Linked DNA regions of Homo sapiens: region 1 is linked to region 2. Evidence: read pairs that join two places in POLR2A ChIA-PET (ENCODE). Cell type or tissue: PC-3. All regions are shown on one strand.

Region 1 (4,000 bases), 250 kb before region 2:
TTGAAAACAAAATACATCTCTGGCCTTTAAGATGAGCTGCATAGGAAGATGCATTGGATTAGGCCATAGATAAGAGCTTATCAAACATGGAGGCCGGGTACAGTGGCTCACACCTTTAATCTCAGCACTTTGAGAGGTCGAAGTGGGCGGATCACCTGAGGTCAGGAGTTCGAGACCAGCCTGGCCAACATAATGAAATCCTGTCTCTATTAAAAATACAAAAATTAGCCGGGCATGGTGGTGAATGCCTGTAATCCCAGCTCCTCGGGAGGCTGAGGCAGGATAATTGTCTGAGCCCGGGAGGCGGAGGTTGCAGTGAGCCGAGATCTTGCCACTGCACTCAAGCCTGGGTGATACAGTGAGACACTGTCTCAAAAAAAAAAAAAAAAAAAAATGGAGAGGTTTCCTCGAATATATCTTTTGTTCTGTGGGGTTCCTGCCTGCAAATCAAATGTTGGTTATCAGTGCAACTACTACAGAACCTGAGAAACAAAAAAGACTTCAAAAAATAAAAAGCAGCTCTTTCTCCTCAAGTATTTTAACCAGGAAAACTTAAAAAATTAGTCTAATTTGAAATCTTGCCTAATTTATATTCAATAGATAGTCTAAAAATGCTTCCAGATTTAAAACAGAAAGAAAATCTTAAAAGCAAATGATTTTTCTCTGTCTTTTCCTTTCTTCAGGCTTTTCCTCCAAATGCGATCATTGTATTTTTCTACTGCAGTGCAGTGACTATATTCTTCACAATAATCAAACTGGTCAGTTATCGCCTACACCTCATGTTTGACAAAGGAGAAGTAATTCAGCAAAAGCCCTCCAGAAAGGAAGAAAAGCCAAATAAAGACAAGGAGGCCAAAGGTGAACACATAACTAATCACAGAAATCCAAGGTAATATTTTCAATTAATGTGACACTTCAAAATGTAAATGTTTTGCTCTTGATTAAAATAAGTTTTTTATCAGTGTTTATGAAATTACTAGTATAGGCAGACAGAAATATATGCATTTTTCTTATATTTCAGCATATACTTAAGCATAAAATTGATATTCATAATCAAGATGGTTTAACTGGCTTCCCAATAAATGTCTTTTTGGGAAGTCAATATGACCTTCTCATAAGATCTAGAATTCATTTGCCTTAGGCTTAGCACTGCAAAAAATTTCCCTTCACTGCTTTTAATGTTGTTATTTAAATGCTTAGAGCATGCCAGAGTATTTTAAAGAACAGCATTTGTGTTTGTTGATATAAAAGTAATACATTACATAGAACTGAAATATTAAGAGTAATTCTTGAGTTAGCATTCTTTTCACCATTCTTGTATTATTTCTTATAGCTCCTTAAGATAGCATGTCCTCTAATTTAAAAATAATGTTTATTATAAGATTTATCTGCTGCAGATGGTGGCTTATGCCTGTAAACCTTGCATTTTGGGAGGTTGAGGTGGGAGGATCACTTGAGTCCAGGAGCTTGAGGCTGCAGTGAGCCATGATCGTGCCACTGCATTCCAGTCTACCCAGACAGAGCGAAGCCCTGTCTCTTAACAACAACAAAAAAAGATTTATATGTAAGGAATATAACAAAATGGACTCTAGGAAAAAAAGTTTTTAGACTAGTACTAAAAGAGTCATGCTTCTGTTTGATAATATCGCTCACTGCTCTTGTGTTTCTCATGTTGGGTTAGCAATAATAGGCAGATTCACAATGGCAAAAAGGAAGAGGCCAGTCGAAACCTCTCCACGCCTCCCCTCCGCTGCAGCTCCAGAGGGCAAAGCATAACCTCTCATCACTCTTCTGGGCCATTGGTTAGTGGTCTTCTTTCCTGTTTCACCCTCTTCATGTGATTTCGATGTTGATCTCACCTAGAATGGGAGTGTTCAGCAGCAGTGATTGTAGCTTGCATGCTGTAATCACTGGCCCGTGTACAGTGGAATATCACATCCCAGGGTCTGGAAATGGCCTGAAGGGTGCCCTTGGGACCATAAAATAAATGCCCAGTCGTGTGTTCAAAGCACACTCTCTGGCCTTCCCTGCCGTCCACCTGCGCTGCTGGGTCAACCACACTGGGCAGAGAACCAATATGTAGGCCTTTGCTTCTTTCTGTTGTCATTCATTTAAGTCATCATATCTGCAGTGCCTTCCACCTGAAATGGATATCACCTCTGCTTTCCATTTTAAATCACACTTGTCTTTTTGGGAAGTCAATAAATCACCTTTTTTCTAGATTAACTTTGTTGAGCTCCATTCACTATAGTGTAAGTAGTGGCTTCTTCCTTCTTTGCTTACTTTCTTAGTAGCAAATCTCCCTTTGTCACAGTACAGTTGTCTCGGTTGAATGTCCACATTTACATATGTTTGTATCCATTCTGGGCCCCATTTTATAGAAGCTTAAGGAGAGTGAACACTGTATTGTCTCTCCCCTACATGCCATTTAGAAAATCAGTGACTGCTGTCAGTTATTGCCGACTGTCTGGAAATGGACGGTCAGCTGAGTCATCTATTGATTTTTGTTTCTTTCATTTGTGTAGGAGTTGTCAGCACAGGAAACTGTAGAAGATCTCAAAGGTAAACTGTTAATCATTTATATTTTATCACAGCACTATCCTCAGTGAAGTGAGAAATATTTTTATAAAACAGAATGCCAGTGGATTAATTGAAAATAAGAACTATACCTAAGACTGCATAGTTATATTTTGACTTTGTTTCTTTAACTCTTAATTTTAATTTTTTCTCATCGGTATTTGTATATCAAGTCTTAATTCAAATTGTGATATTTTGTTGATCATAATTCATTGTCATTTCTCCAGTCTATGCCTCATTTCATATGGCTTATAAAGAGCAGACATATAAGTTTTTTATTGATGATAAATTATCATCCATATAAAAATTTGTATTATAGCATATACATCAAAAAATGACAGGATAAATTGTACAGCATTCTGCATATCTGCCTTTCTTTCAAGTTACAGATTTTGTTTTGGGGGATCTTTCTTTTAACTTAAACAATTTTTGTTTTACATTTTTACTAACTTTTTTTTTTTTGTCTTTTGACTACCTGCAGAAGGCTTAGAAAAGATCTTTTGGAGGCCTGAATTAATTCCTTCCTTTCTCTGCAATTCTATTTTCTTTTCCACTACTACAAAGACAAATTTTGTGCACTATTTCAATTTTGAAAATAATGTAAAGTTTAATTCGCTCTAGAAAATAGCTGAAATTAGCACCATAGCCCTGAACCCCTAAAATGAAGTTTCTTTTTTCATCATTCAGTTGTATCCCATTATAACAATATGTAAAGGATTATCCATATTTTTTCTATATTATTGCTACTGAAATAAATTCACATGAGTTAGACTTCTAATATTTTAGTTGCACGTACAGCTTCATAACAACGTTACTTTATGTGTTTTATATACACATATACAAGCACATACCTTTTTCTTCATATGAAACATATTCTTCCAGATTAGGTGTGCTATAATAATCTTACATACTTTGAATATCTGGTCTGGCCTTTTAATTTCACCATTCCAATTAAAACAATAATTTTCTATTTTTTACTTGTACTAAGAATTGCAGTAGAAGTTTTACATACATTATTTCATTCTGAGTCATAGTATGTAAAATGTACAGGTAGCATTTAAACCCATACCTGGCTACTAAATCCAGTGTTTCTTAGCAACACTGCAGTAAAGCAAAGAATTCTGTTTTTTCCTTAGTCAAATCTTATAAAAGATACCATCCTAGTTGGTGGTGTTCTACAGTATTTTAGGGGATTTGGTTCCAGGACCCCCGTGGATAACAAAATCTGTGGATGTTGCTCACGTCTCTTATATAAAACAGCATAGTATTTGCTTGTAACCTACACACATCCTCCTGTATACTTTAAATTATCTCTAAATTATTTATAATACCTAATACAATGTAAATGCTATATATATAGTTGTTATACTGTATTGCTTTTCATTTGTTTTATTTTTATTGTTGTGTTTCAAGAATAATTTCA
Region 2 (4,000 bases):
CCTGGGGGGAGAAGTTAGAATCTCTTAGGTACAGGCACCCACTTTCACATGTTTGACAGATTTTGTCAATCATTTCCTTTATTTTGAAGCTGGACTTATTATACTACTTTCAGATAGTTCTTTTCATAATAAATTATATTGGGCCTACATGAACATTTTTTTTGATCACTGCTCTTTTGGAGTATTCAATTTGGAAATATCATTCACGTGGAATAGTCAAGACCCAGGGATTCTGGATATAGGACCTTCTGTGTTACAGAAGTCCTTGCAGATTCGCTGGGAAGATTCAATGAAATCATGCCTATGAAGTGCCTAGCCCAGTACCTAACAGAGTTGCTGCTCAGTGTTAGGTCCCTTTCCCCTAATTGTCTTCATAAAAGAAAATCCTCACATCTGAGCTCTAGTCCAGACCCTACTTCACCCCGTCTCCTTGGAGCTTTGATGAATTGGATGCCCCTTCTGTTTTTCAAACCCTTTCTCTACTGGGTCTCTCCCCTCAGTGGGTAAATAGCTCACGTCTGTCTTTTTAAAGAACAGAAACAAAATCAAACTCTGCTGGCTCTTTGGCACCCTGTGTCACTCGGGTGATGTTGTCCACCAAAGAAACAGTACTCATGCCAAACTGCTCTTAAAATTTCATCAGTCAGCTTCAAATCACCCAAATCAGTGGCCATTGCACAGATGTCCCCTTTTTTAGCACTATGGGCTGTGGTGCTGAACTCTGTCTGCCCACAAAGTGGAATCACCTTGATGAGTGGTTCTCAACCCCACGTGCACGTTAAAACCTCCTGTCAGGCTTTTAAATATCCTGATTCCCAGGATATTTAATCAATTCCATCAGCACCTCTGTGGGTGGGACCACACATCCCAAGTTTCAAAAGCTCTCAGGTGATGTCAGTGGGCAGCCAAGGTTGAGAACACAAACCTAGGGAGCTTAGAGAAGAAAGGGGGCCTCTACTTAGCCTCTGCCCGTCTGGGATTGTTTCTACTTGGACTTGCTTCATTGTGTCTATATTATATTATTGATGGTGCTCTACAAAAGAGGTTCTTTTGATATTGACTTGAGTGAGTTTTGTGACGTTAGGTGGGATTGTAAGCTTGTTAAGGGCAAAACCCACCTGTCTATTTGTTTAGCAACTGTCACAGTTCTGGGCTGTCAGGTAACCAAGCCCAGGGAGCCTTGTTGACTGTGTTTCCAAATGTCCTTCTTGAAAGGGGCAGCTGTGAGTCTACACTGGTGGCAAGTTGTTGGGAGGTATCATCAAGTAAGAGTTGTGAATTGATAAAGGGTAAAGTGTGTGGCTGGCAGCGCTTTTCATTTTCCTCTGGAGGCAGTAGCCTGGAGTCACCAAGAGGGACAAGTAAGAACCAAGGGTAGTTAGGATTTGTGATATCAACTACTCTTTCAACTCCCACGTCTCAGAATTTCATGATCGTTTTTACAGGTGAGAAATACCAAAACTCTGACCCTTAAAGTCTCATGTTAATGCCTATTTTAGGCCAATCTCCTGGGGAGGAGCTGGCTGGCCTCTGGTCTCTCCCTGTCCTCTTACCTGACTCAGTCTCACACTGGACTCAGGGCATTCTCTTTGTGGCCATCTGGGACTAAGCTTGATGATTGCCGCAGGTCTAACAGATGACTCCTCTGTGGGCTTCATAAAACATTGTGATGTGGCCCCTAAGATCGGGCTCCTTATTAAACTGTAAGCAGAGAACAGTGTTTGAGAAGGGCTTCATAGGATCTTGCACTTGAAATCACAAAATGACTCTTGAGATATTCGTAGCACCTGGGAAGATGATTAAAATAAGCTCTTTTGTTGGATCAATTTGAAATGTTTTATAAACTTCAAGTTGCAAATATTATCTCAGTTCATATCTAAGGCATTTTCAAAAGCTTTTTCAGTCTTGTTCTTTGTGTAACTTGTTCAGATATTCCTGATCCAGGCGTTTCTTGTTTGGTCTGCCTTATTTCTTTTTCTTTAATTAAACACCATGCTTACCAGCTGCTTTTTTAAACTTTGTTTTGATGGAATTTCCTTTATTTCAGATAGTTTCTCATACTCAATGTCAACTCTACTTGCTGCAGACATGGTGATGAGGTAACTCTGGGGAGAATCCTCTCAGTATTCTAGGGAAACACTTGACTATTTGGGACTGGTTCACTTCACCGAGAGGTTCCACCACATAGAAAGATCCTCCAAGACGCTTTCCTTTCAGTTTTTTCACTTACAAAAGACAACTTCTTTTACATCCCACCCTAAGCCCATGGTCTGAAGTCATGAAGTTCTGACCTAGTTGGATATGCCTGGGGATTGGGGTGGAGGATGCAGTGGGAGGGGAGGTTGGAGCCTGGCAGGGCCCCACCGCTCTTCAACCAACAGCTGGGATTTCTATTGAATCTGCTAGGGTGCCATAAATAGTTTGACTTGAAAAAAATAGTCTACAGAGCTCAAATTTTACACATAATTTTTATAGATACTGTTTAGGGAAAAACTCTCAAACCATGTTTTTCCTCTCTTCTCACACAAAAACAACAGTCATCAACACAGAAGACTTCTGTGGCCCCAATATATGTGGGATTTCTTCCTGCAAGCAAGCACCACTTCTGTGGTGAACTGTCCTCCAGTTCACTTCTGACACTAACCAGAGATGGTGTCAGAACCCACAGGTTGAAGGTTGAGGCCCACAAGTCTGGGCCACCTGAACTTCTGACTGGCTTCTACATGAGGGGTCCCACAATTCCCTCTTTGGGGTCAATGAATTTGCTAGAGCAGTTCACAGAATCCAGGGAAACACGTTTACTAGTTTATTATGAAGGATATTTTAAAGGATACAAATAAACAGCCAGATGAAGAGATGCATAGGGCCAGGTCTGGAAGGGTCTCGAGCACAGGAGCTTCCATCCCTGTGAAGTTGGGGTGTGCCACTTTCCAGGCAGGTGGATGAATTCTTCTTCACCTTCCTATCTACCTGCACATGTTCAGCTCTCTAGAAGCTCCCAGAACTGTGTCCTTTGGGCTTTTTATGGAGCGTCATTGGTTGTCCATGATTAAAGCTTGGACAGCTGTGCAGAAATGTGATTGGACAAAAAGGGCATTACCTAAACCCAGCAAGGCTAGTCTGCTCAGATTCTTCTTGGCCTCTCTGTGCAGCATTCTTTTCTCCAGAACATGTGCACGTCCTGCACATGTACCACGGAACTTAAAATTAAAATTAATTTTTAAAATGGGGTTTGGTTTAGGTTTTCTATGAAACCACTGTTATGAAGGCAGGGAGTTTTCTTCTTTTCCTAGCTTGCTAAAGCTTTATCAAGAAAGGATGTTGAATTTGTATAGAATTGGGGGGCATAATTTGGGTGATATTATTCTTCTTCTTTAATATATTAATGTTGTATTACATTAGTAGATTTCCTCATGTTGAAACATGCTTACAATTCTGAAATAAGCTCTACTTGGTCATGATATATTATTGTTTTTATACAATGATGGATTCAATTTGCTAATCTTTTAGTATGATTATATTCATGTGCAAAGTAAGAATGGCTCATAATTGTGTGTTTGCATATGTGCTATATGGTTGTATAACTTTAAAATGGGGAGTATGTCCTTAGGTGTACTGTAGGAGACCCAACAAGTCATTGTTACATAGTTAGTGCTAAAGCACATCAGGTGATGGTGAACACTGACTCTCCAGGCAGGTCTTAAACATATGCTTCACTTGACCAATTTGTTGGGGGAAATGTCTTGACTTTACAAAACTGACATAGATTTGATGGATAGTCCTGAAGAAAGAAAAATATATGCATGCAAAATTAGGGAGGATGAGTACATTGAAATTCATCTTAAATGAGATGCCAAATGTAAGTGAGCAAAAGACTACCTTTATATAAATTGTCTTTAAATAAAATGTTGATATGTTATGGAGATGGAATGGGTTCATATGGATGTGACAAGAAGACACTTATATTTTTTAGATTTAAGGTTTGGGACATACCTTCTTG

The links. Peaks named below come from ENCODE experiments on the same cell type or tissue, not always from the same donor. Only the 100,000 strongest peaks of a DNase experiment are listed, where the experiment ranks them.
Region 1: POLR2A ChIA-PET joins it to region 2 with 8 read pairs; 2 of 35 experiments call an interaction of 5 or more read pairs at or near these places.

Annotation. Positions count from the first base shown.
Region 1 is chr1:233,259,847-233,263,846 of GRCh38, reverse strand. PCNX2 (pecanex 2) reads left to right here. Exons shown (of 34, transcript NM_014801.4): 2 at 684-889; 3 at 1,682-1,802; 4 at 2,526-2,562. Among named protein-coding and RNA genes, the nearest start is that of PCNX2, 34 kb to the left of the region's middle. RefSeq lists enhancers at 2,211-2,290, 2,321-2,440. In PC-3, no CTCF peak of the experiment used is centred here; a DNase peak (open chromatin) is centred at 2,476; H3K27ac peaks cover 853 bases.
Region 2 is chr1:233,010,662-233,014,661 of GRCh38, reverse strand. All of the region lies in intron 28 of PCNX2 (pecanex 2), which reads left to right. Among named protein-coding and RNA genes, the nearest start is that of NTPCR, 62 kb to the right of the region's middle. In PC-3, no CTCF peak of the experiment used is centred here; no DNase peak of the experiment used is centred here.